Regions from separate parts of the Homo sapiens genome. Here region 1 is linked to region 2. A link is an interaction called in ENCODE POLR2A ChIA-PET data of the cell type or tissue named here. Cell type or tissue: Panc1. All regions are shown on one strand. Each heading gives the region's core, and the rest is flanking DNA. Links, peaks and the distances in the headings are about the cores only. Region 1 overlaps UBE2B (ubiquitin conjugating enzyme E2 B). Region 2 overlaps LINC01843 (long intergenic non-protein coding RNA 1843).

Evidence for each region. ChIA-PET counts read pairs that join two places held together with the same protein. Peaks named below come from ENCODE experiments on the same cell type or tissue, not always from the same donor. Only the 100,000 strongest peaks of a DNase experiment are listed, where the experiment ranks them.
Region 1: POLR2A ChIA-PET joins it to region 2 with 5 read pairs; 29 of 35 experiments call an interaction of 5 or more read pairs at or near these places.

Annotation. Positions count from the first base shown.
Region 1 is chr5:134,373,776-134,379,153 of GRCh38, forward strand. UBE2B (ubiquitin conjugating enzyme E2 B) reads left to right here. Exons shown (of 6, transcript NM_003337.4): 2 at 608-688; 3 at 2,894-2,919. Among named protein-coding and RNA genes, the nearest start is that of UBE2B, 4.9 kb to the left of the region's middle. In Panc1, for the core only: no CTCF peak of the experiment used is centred there; no DNase peak of the experiment used is centred there.
Region 2 is chr5:134,507,681-134,513,058 of GRCh38, forward strand. LINC01843 (long intergenic non-protein coding RNA 1843) reads left to right here. Exons shown (of 2, transcript NR_105045.1): 2 at 726-1,550. Among named protein-coding and RNA genes, the nearest start is that of LINC01843, 3.8 kb to the left of the region's middle. RefSeq lists an enhancer at 1,396-2,069. In Panc1, for the core only: no CTCF peak of the experiment used is centred there; no DNase peak of the experiment used is centred there; H3K4me3 peaks cover 2,545 bases; H3K27ac peaks cover 5,000 bases.

The DNA.
Region 1 (5,378 bases), core at 194-5,193, 130 kb before region 2:
TTTCCAGCTTCATCCATGTCCCTACAAAGGACATGAACTCATCCTTTTTTATGGCTGCATAGTATTCCATGGTGTATATGTGCCACATTTTCTTAGGCTAGTCTATCATTGTTGGACATTTGGGTTGGTTCCAAGTCTTTGCTATTGTGAGTAGTGCCGCAATAAACATACGTGTGCATGTGTCTTTATAGCAGCATGATTTATATTCCTTTGGGTATATACCCAGTAATGGGATGGCTGGGTCAAATGGTATTTCTAGTTCTAGATCCCTGAGGAATCGCCATACTGTCTTCCACAATGGTTGAACTAGTTTACAGTCCCACCAACAGTGTAAAAGTGTTCCTATGCATCAATTCTTGAAGAGATAATATTGAAAGAGGGATGATTCTCAAGCCCTTTCAATTTTTAGATAATTTGGAGAGGTATTTAATAAGTATATATACCTGGTTAATATATTTAAGTCATATGGTTCATTTTAGTTCACAATAACAAGGAAATGGAGTTAGTCTGTGTCTCAAAATAGATGGTATAGTGTCTGTAGGTGTTTACGTGGCCTCCTTAGTGGCCTTAATGTTCAACTTTTTAAATTACCACGCTGGATTTCCAGGTTACAAGAGGACCCACCTGTGGGTGTCAGTGGCGCACCATCTGAAAACAACATCATGCAGTGGAATGCAGTTATATTTGGGTGAGTTGAAAGGTTTAACAAATAATAGGTGTGTGCTGAATCTTTAAGAAAAGTAAACATATAACAACTGTCTAGGAAAAGAAACTGAGGTGGAATGAGAGATCTTAAGGACTAAAACTGCAAGATAAATTAGAAAAAAAAAATATTTCAATTAGAGTTTTGGCCCAGCACAGTAGTAGCTCAACGCCTGGGAGGATCGCTGGAGCCCAGGAGTTCACCAGCCTGGGCGATATAGTGAGACAGTGAGACTCTGTCCCCTCCCCACCAAAAAAAGTTTTGGCCCAGTCTGGGCAACATAGTGAGCCCTTGTCTCTACAAAAAGTATAAAACTAGCTGAGCATGGTGGTGCATACCTGTGGTCCCAGCTACTTGGAAGGCTGAGGCAGGAGGATCACTTGAGCCCAGAAGTTTGAGGCTGCAGTGTGCCATGATTGTGCCACTGCCCTCCAACATGGGCAGCCAGCAGAGCCAAGATCCTGTATCAAAAAAAAAAAGGAAAAAGTTTCAGCAGTTATATAAAGTTTATTTGCTCTTTGATGTTATTACATATGGTTTTATAATCTCTTGGGGTTTTACTTTTAAAATACTATTCAAAACTAAATGGAATGGAATAATAAAGGAGAAACAATAAGTTACTTTATATAAAACATATCACGCAAATGCTCTCATTCTGTTGGAGCTGTTAAAAGGTTTGGAACCAAAAATATTAAGAACTTCCACTGTGGCAAGAATTTAAGCGAAAATGATTCACAGCCCAGTGTGAAATAACAGAATGCAGCCATTTGAGAAGCAGTTGTAAATTTTACCTACTATGTATATTGCGTATATGCTTTTTAATTTAAAATTTCCTTATGCTTTTTCTTTGGTTTTTCTAGACTTGATCTATTTTTTCTTTCATTCCTTTGAAACTAGAGTTTTGCATTAAAAAGTAAAAGGAGTATGTTGATAAACAGAATTCTGACACTACAGAATCAGCTACAAGAGTCTACATTTAAAGACTAGTGGAAAATGAGTGAAGTTCATCCTCATAAAGTACTTCTGAATTTGAGTTGAATACATGGCACCTTCAGGATATTATCCTGCTGCTTTGAGATCCTGAATATGCCTTGCAAGTAATAATTAAACTTTATGCTCCATCCTGGCTAACACGGTGAAACCCCGTCTCTACTGAAAATACAAAAAAAAATTAGCCGGGCGAGGTGGCGGGCGCCTGTAGTCCCAGCTACTCGGGAGGCTGAGGCAGGAGAATGGCGTGAACCCCAGGGGGCGGAGGCTGCAGTGAGCCGAGATTGCGCCACTGCACTCCAGCCTGGGCGACAGCGAGACTCCGTCTCAAAAAAAAAAAAAAAAAAAAAAAAAAAAACTTTATGCTGCTGCTTAGGAAAGATGAAATTGGGATGTGGGGACAAGGATCTGAGCAAACAAATCTGGCTTTTTGGTGACAACTATGCTTAGCCTATTTGAACAAGAGTTATGGCTCCATTGGAAAGCAGGACACTTGGGTTTAGCATCATAACTAGAGTATTGCTTTACATCATATTGCTGTAAAATGAAAAGATGTCTTTTCCTCTTAAGAATATACATATGGGCCAGGTGCGGTGGCTCACGCCTCTAAATCCCAGCACTTTGGGAGGCTGCGATGAGTGGATCACCTGAGGTCAGGAGTTCGAAACCAGCCTGGCCAATATGGTGAAACCCCGTTTCTACTAAAAATACAAAAATTAGCCAGGCATCTGTAATCCCACCTACTCGGGAGGTTGAGGTAGGAGAATCACTTGAATCCAGGAGAAGGAGGTTGCAGTGAGCTGAGATCATGCCATTGCACTCCAGCCTGGGGGACAAGAGCAAAACTCCGTCTCAAAAAAAAAAAAAAAAAAAAAAAAAAATATATATATATATATACACATATGTACAAAATGACTGGTCAGTATTAATGAAAGTTTTTTTGTGCTAAAATTATGGGCAAGTTTTTTTGTTTGGTTTGGTAAAACCACCCTAAAAAGAAAGCTTAGAATGAAAGTTAATACTTTATGCCTGGGTCTATGAAAATCCAGGGCTAAGGTGTTACTAAACTCTATCTTAAAACTCCACAAATCATCAGAATGAGTCCCTCTTTTTCTGTTGAAGTTTATCCTTTCCATTCTTGAAAATCAAGAAAAAGCAGAATGAGAAACTTCTTTTAATCAGAAATCTTCTTGTTTTCAGACCAGAAGGGACACCTTTTGAAGATGGTAAGTCATACTCATTATGTTTTCTATAGTGTTATGAGGTTACTTTTTAGTAGAAAATTGTAACACCAACATATCTACTTGAAGCCATTTTCTATGGTTAATAGGCCAAGTTAAAAGTAAAGCTATGGAAAATTTATACTTCATAAGGGACTTCTTCCCACAGCAGCTTGGTCACCTCCATTGGTAACCAATATTAAAGGTTACTTTAATATTTTCCTGTATAACTGTAAGCCTGGATGGCAGTGTTTATGTTGAGAATAGTTTAAATTTAGGTGGCCTTAAAGATATCTCTGAGGTGAACACCAGAAGAGTAAATCATGCTTTTTTACTTTGTTATCTTTGATATTGACAGGGTGTTGAGCTGAAATTTTTCATAAACATACATAGCTGCCAGTAGTTTCAAGTACTACTAGCATTTAACACCCATAAGTAGTTATCATTTTGCATAATCTTTGGCATCTCAAGTTGGGTATTTTCATCAGGGGCTAGGAAAATGGGAAACTAGTTCTAATACCGAATTTATAATTGAACTTATCAAACTGATTTTAACCAGGAACTTAGACTTTTCCCAATTGTAGTGTTGGATTTTAAGAAATTATTAAACATCTTTGTTATCATTAACAAAATGACTTCAGAATTAATCCATCAAAAATATTTATCCGAGAATACTGACTGCAGCAGTTTGTAAGGACGTAACCTGAATGTCCAGTAGGAGAAATGGTTAAGCAAATTATGATGTATCTGGATTCTGGAATATGTACCTGTTAAAGAATAAGGTAGATTTGGACATACTGTCTTAAGAGGACAAAAAAACTGCACGATAATGTTTGTCGTAGCATCACATTTTTAGCAAATACATATATGCATGTGTGTCTATGTTAAAGGGTTATATATCAAACTGTTACCAGTGATTATCTGTGGGGGGGGTAAGGAGTTGAAGGAGGTACTTAAGGACGTTACCTTTTTTCTCTACATCAAGGGTTCTCAAGTGTGTGATCCATAAACCCCTTGGGGTCTTGGAGACCCTCTCGGGGGACCCATACGATCAAATCTCATCATACTAAGACTGTTGACCTTTGCATTGATGGTACAAAACCAATGGTGGCTATAACTACACCTAAGTAGTTTCGTATCTTAGAACAAATCAAGGCATTAGACAGTGGCACCAAACCATACTAATAGTGATTATATTCTTTGCATTTTAAAAGATGCCAGTTGGCCAGGGGCAGTAGCTCACACCTGTATAGCCAGCACTTTGGGAGGCTTAGGCAGGTGGATCATGGATCACTTGAGCCCAGGAGTTTGAGACCAGCCTGGGGGAGCCCTTCTCTACAAAAAATTAGCCAGGCATGGTGGTACATGCCTTTAGTCCCAGCTACTTGGGAGGATTACCTGAGCCCAAGAGGTCAAGGCTGCAGTGAGCCCTGGTGGAGCCACTGAGCTCCAGCCTGGGTGACAGAGTGAGACCTTGTCTTTAAAAAAGTTACCAATTTTTCTTAATTTCTTAATTTAAAGACATTTTTATTAGTATTAGGAAGCTCTGGACCCTTGAGTATCTATGTGGGTTTTTTTTGTTTGTTTTTTGTTTTTTGTCTCGCTCTCTCACCCAGGCTGGAGTGCAGAGGCGCAATCTTGGCTCACTGAAGCCTCCGCCTCCGAGGTTCAAGTGATTCTCGTGCCTCAGCCTTCCAAGTAGCTGGGATTACAGACATGTGCTACCATGCCCGGCTAATTTTTGTATTTTTAGTAGAGATGGGGTTTCACCATGTTGGCCAGGCTGGGGCCTTAAACTCCTGACCTCAGGTGATCTGCCCACCTTGGCCACCCGAAGTGCTGAGGCATGAGCCACACCCAGCCGAGTATCTGTCTTTTTAATATTCTGTATGATATGAAGTAGAATGTATGAACAAAGCACTTCTGCATGTCATAGTATGATAGTTGTCTGGAAGAAAAGCACTTCTACAGTTGTTTGAGTTGCAATTTGAATGACTTTTTTTCATGGAACATTTTTTACTTGAAAATACAGACAAGCTGTGGTTATTCAGGTTTGAATATATGGCAGACATATTCTCAGAAGTAATGTAATAAGCTCGGTGTGGTGGCGGGCACCTGTAATCCCAGCTACTCGGGAGACTGAGGCAGGAGAATTGCTTGAACCTGGGAGGCAGAGGTTGCAGTGCGCCAAGATCGCACCATTGCACCCTAGCCTGGACAACAGAGCAAGACTCCATCTCAAAAAAAAAAAAAAAAAACAGTGGGGGGATCTAAGTGGGTTGTTAGGTTAAGGATAGCAACTGAAGATATTTGTTGCTGTTGATAAAATAACAGCTTCCTGATACTTACTTTTTGATGAGATTAGTGGGTAGTGTTACCTGTTGTGATTTTTTTGATAGTATATAATGGAATATGGCAACATTTGGAGGATCTGTAAACTCGAGTCACCCAATATTTTGCAGATG
Region 2 (5,378 bases), core at 274-5,273:
GGGTAATGAGGTGGCAAACGGTGGAGAGCTCTGCCCTGAGCTCCATACCCTTCCAAGCCTTTGCCCATGCTTATGGTTGAATTGTGTCTCCATGCCATGCACAACAAAGATATACATTGGGCTGGGCACGGTGACTCACGCCTATAATCCCAGCACTTTGGGAGGCCAAGGCAGGTGGATCACCTGAGGTTGGGAGTTCGAAACCAGCCTGACCAACATGGAGAAACCCCGTCTCTACTAAAAATACAAAATTAGCTGGGCGTGCTGGCGCATGCCTGTAATCCCAGCTCATCGGGTGGCTGAGGCAGGAGAATCGCTTGAACCCAGGAGGCAGAGGTTGCGATGAGCCGAGATCGTGCCATTGTGCTCCAGCCTGGGCAACAAGAGCAAAACTCCGTCTCAAAAAAAAAACCAAAAACAAAACAAAACAAAAATATACATTGAAATCCTAACCTCCTGTACCTGTAAAGGTGACTGTATTTGGAAACAGGGTCTTTGCAGATTTAATAGTGTTAAAATAAGGTCATTAGAGTGGGCCCCACTCTGGTATGGCTGGTGTCCTTAGAAGAGGGAAAGTTGTTGAGGTGATGGGTATCCCAACTATCTTGATTTGGTTTTATACATTGTATACATGTGTCCAAATATAACCCGTACCCCCAAAATAGGTACAACTATTATGCAGCAATAAAACATTTTTATTTTTATTTTTACTTTTTTAAAAACAGGGCCAAGTGCAGTGGCTCACACCTATAATCCCAGCACTTTGGGAGGCTGAGGCACGAGGATTGCTTGAGCCCAGGAGTTCATCACCAGCCTGGGCAATATAGCCAGACCCGGTCTCCACAAAAAAATTTTTAAAAATTAGCTGGGCATGGTGGCCTGTGCCTGTAGTCCCAGCTCTTTGGGAGACTGAGGCAGGAGGATCAACTTGAGCCCAGAAGGTCGAAGCTGCAGTAAGCCATGGTCATGCCAGCGGAGTTGAGCCTGGACCACAGAGCAAGACACTATAGGGAAGACAGCCAGGTGAAAATGAAGGCAGAGACCAGAGTTATGCATCCGAAAGGCAAGGAATGCCGGGGGCTGCCAGAAGCTGGAAGAGGCAAGGCAGGATCCCCCACTAAAGGCCTTGGAGGGAGCATGGCTTTAGCAGCACCTCAATTTGGGATGTCTATTTTCCGGAACAGCGGGAATAAGTGTCTGCTGCTGTAAGCCACCCTGCCTGTGGCACTTTGTTACAGCAGCCCAGGAACCTGACCCAGCCAGGCTGCTCCTGCTGCCCAGTGTGCCCTTCTCTCATCCCTCCAGCTGGTCTCTCACTGCCTTCGAGCCCCATCACCTGCTCGGGCTCCCCCTCTGTGTGTCCCCAGTTCTGGACACTTATTCAGCAGACCTGTAAGTTTTGCTGGCCAGCCTATCTCCCTGGCTAGACTGAAGGCTCCTTCAGGGCAGGCCTAACCTGTGCTAGGGCAGCATGATGCCTGGTACAGAATAGGGGCTCCTTAGATGTGGGGTAAATAAAGGAATGCTCGAAGGGTGATGGGCCCCTGTGAGACTGGGATGTGCCATCTACTTCTTCACAGCCTGGCTCAGCTCAGGCTAGGGACATGACAGTGCTCAGAGAGGTCACAGCATCTTCCACACAGACCATTCCCAGCTCCGCCACTCTCCAGTTCCCTCTTGGTGCCATATGAGTCTGAGGAACTTGGGGAAATTCCTAACCTTCCCTTTCAATTGAGCCATTAGCCCTTGGAGTTAGCCACAACGTAATTGCTCAGGTCCCTCCAACAAGGGGACTGTGTCTGTGGCTTGATGACTCATGCACACTGCTCCATTCCACAACCTTGGGCAGGACTTGGGGCTGGGGACAGTGCCAGCCAGCATAGGCAAGGAGCTTGGACATCCCATTACCCCAACCCAGTCCCCAGGAACAGAGTGTACTCAAGGTTTCAGGACAAAAATCTAGAAGCAAGGAGGCGAACTGAGTGAGATTTGAGTGACGAAAAGGAGCAGACAAAGACAACAGCGAGTACAAAGGCCCTGAGGCAGGAACGAGCTTGGCATGATCAAGAACTGAAAAGAGCACAGGGGAGGCTGCAGCACAGTGAAAGAGAGGTCAGTGATAGGACATGCGATTAGACGGGGCCCACTAGACAATCCAGGATAATCCCTCCCTCTCAAGGCCCTTAATTTAATCATATCTGCAAAGTGCCTTCTGCCATGTCGGGGAACGTATTCACAGGCTCTGGGGAGTGCAGCGCAGACATCTTTAGGGATGGGCATTATTGTGTCTACCGCAGTATCTCTCTCACCCTCTTGTCTGTCTCTCTTGCTCTATCGCTACATTTCTGTTTACCTATCTACCTATTTATTTGAACCTGACCATGGATCTATTGACCACAATTTATTTCTCTTCCTACCCCTTTATCAAGCTTCAATAAGTTATTTATCAATCTATCATTCCTCAGTGGCTTTGATCTTTTACTCTGATAACAGCATCACCCCTTAGCCATCTGTCTAACAAACTAAACGTTAAACTCAATCTATCATTTAGTTGTCCTCTGTCCATGATGAATTATCAATCATCTACCTCCATCTTTGCAGATGTTGTACAGATGTGGACATTTTTTCTCAATGTCTATTGAAAAGATCGATAGATATGAGTTCAGTAAATATCCACTGAGTGCTGGCCACGTGCCCATTGCTATGTCATGTGTGGGTGAAATAAGGGGCTGACACTCCCAGTAGCCATAGAGGGTCCTTTTTCATTTTATCATTATCCCCAACAATGCTGTGATCACCAATCCAGGCACACTGTCCAATTTTGTCATCCACCTTGGAATCTTTTTTTTTTTTTTTTGAGATAGGGCTCTTGCTCTGTCACACAGGCTGGAGGGCAGTGGTGTGATCACAGCTCACTGCAGCCTCAATCTCCCAGGCTTAAGCAATCCTCCCACCTCAGCCTCCAGAGTATCTAGGACTACAAGCAAGTGCCACCATGCCCAGCTAATTTTTGTATTTTTTAAGAGACAAGGTCTCACTATGTTGCCCACGCTGGTCTCAAACACCTAGACTCAAGCAATCCTCCTCCCTTAGCCTCCCGAAGTGTTAGGATTATAGGCATGAGCCACTGGCCCTGTCCAGGGACCATTTTTATATAAACTTTCCAGTGAAATCCAGGCTGCTCTAGTCTGCCTTTTGCCTACTAGCCTCCTTGTATATGCATAAATAATGCAGACTCATTTTAACTTGATGTTGATCTTACATAAAGTGTGGGTGGAAAAGTATATCTGCTGGGCAAGCATCTAGTGCATCAAATAACGAATCCTAAAGTTAAATGGAAATTATTTTTAGGTTGTCTGGGCAAATAGCACAGAAGGTGGGGGGAATCCAGAGATATGACCTCAGATGTGACACATGCAGACACACGACACACCACACATACACACACACACACACACACACACACACGCATATGGGTACACACAAATGCACCTTCTCTCTTCCTTCTGCCCCCACACTAGCAGCTCCTTCCTGGCTTCCTCCGCCCCTCACTCACACAAAGGGCCAAAGCAAATACTTCAGCACTGAGTCATGTCCTACCTCATCTTGTTTCCAGCCTAGGAATCTCACCTCCCCACCTGGGCTGTGAGGTCTTCTGGGGCAAAGATGGTGTCTGCTTCTCCTTAGGTGTGCCCTCCTAGTCTGATCAGCCAGAGGACTGGACACCTAGGAGCTGCTTGCCTTTCCTTGAGCTCCGAGGGCAGTTGAGGATCAGGGAGGCAAGGGAGCTAGATGTCCAGTGGTAGACGCTCTCTAGGGCAGCCTCTTTGCCCCCCCAGGAATCTGCCTCTCCTGCCCAACCCGGATGCCAGATAACATAGGTTTCTTTTTTCTGTAGCACTCTCCTAGAGGAGCTGTGTTAGGTAGATAATCTGCCTAGAGCTGGCCTAGCTGGGGATCAACTCAACAAGAATTTCTTGTTTCCAAGCGTCTCCTTCACATGGGCATCCAGTGCCAATTTGTGTCCAAGTCTCTTCCCTAGCACACGGGATGGAGGTCCAGCATATTTGGAGACAGCTCACTGTGTGCCAGAGCCACAGGTCCTAGAATATCCAGCAATCACAGTACCCAGGGCCACCCCAGCCTCACAAGTCACTGTGCCCAAGGCCCTGAGGGAAGAACAGCTTGCTCACTAGTGCCTGAAGGAGGCTCCCAAGGCAGCCACCTTGTACACTGGAGACACTCCCAGCAGTGGGAGGCAGATCAAGGCCAGGACACCGTTAATGAAGCTTTGACTAGGGTGAGGCATCTCAGGGCCAGCTGGCCTTGCTGCTTCTCACCCCACTCTAAGCCTTGATCTGTCCACATACTTGACCCTGTTAGAATCTGGTGTCTGCCCCTCCCCCATCCTGATGTAACACATCTCTGTAGCCTGAAGCCGGCCCAGTTCTTGGCTCAGAGCTACTGCGTCTGCAGCACAGATCTGTCCCTGAGCACAGCTCGCACCAGCTTCCCTGCAGGCCTAGAGCCCAAGCCCTGGCCTCAGGCAATCTCCGCTTCCCTTGAGGCCAGCCCAGAGCCCCAACTCAGTGAGTTCTCATGAACTGTTTAGACTCCACCAGGTAATGAATTGTCCCCACTCTGCTGTCTCAGGAGCCAGGCTGGGCCAGGTATTCTCAGATTGAATTTGTTGGGAAGAAAGGGCACTCCACCTGCTGGAGGAGGGAGCACCTCCTGGAGGCCATGCCGCTCAGAAACTTTCTTCCCACACAGCTTCCAGCCCCAGGCTGCCCACCCAAGTCTCAGCAGGCCAAAGGCCTAGTGAGGCTTTTCTGTGCCCCTGCTGGAGCCCAACGTCCATGAGAAGGCTCTAGAATGCATTTAGGATCTGAGACTGGTCCAGCTGAAACAGCCCAGAGAGACCCTAATCCTGGGGCCCAGAGAGAGCCAAACAGGCCCCAGGCCACACAGAGGGCAGCCCTGAGGCTAGCCTAGAGGGCAGGTTTCTTGCCCCTTCCTACCAGGAGAAGCGTGTCCTTGCCACACCAATGATGTTTCTGTCCCTGGGTGGATTCCAAGCACCTGCGGGGCAACCAGCACTGCCCAAATGCAGAGGGCTTCTTGGGTTCCCCCAGTAACCCCAAGGTCGACTCCTCCCCTCCATCTCCACAGCTCCTGCCCCTGCCCTTCCCCCCTTCCCAGTCTTGCTCCCTACATACTCCAGTACAAGCAAATTCATGAATTCGGTACATACATTTCCAGACCTTTTTTTCCCGTACAAAAATGCACATGTTTGTGTCTCTGTGTGTGTTCAGAGAAAAATGTAAACTTTCATTTTGTAGGGTTTTTTTTTTGTTTGTTTTGTTTGCTTTTTTTTT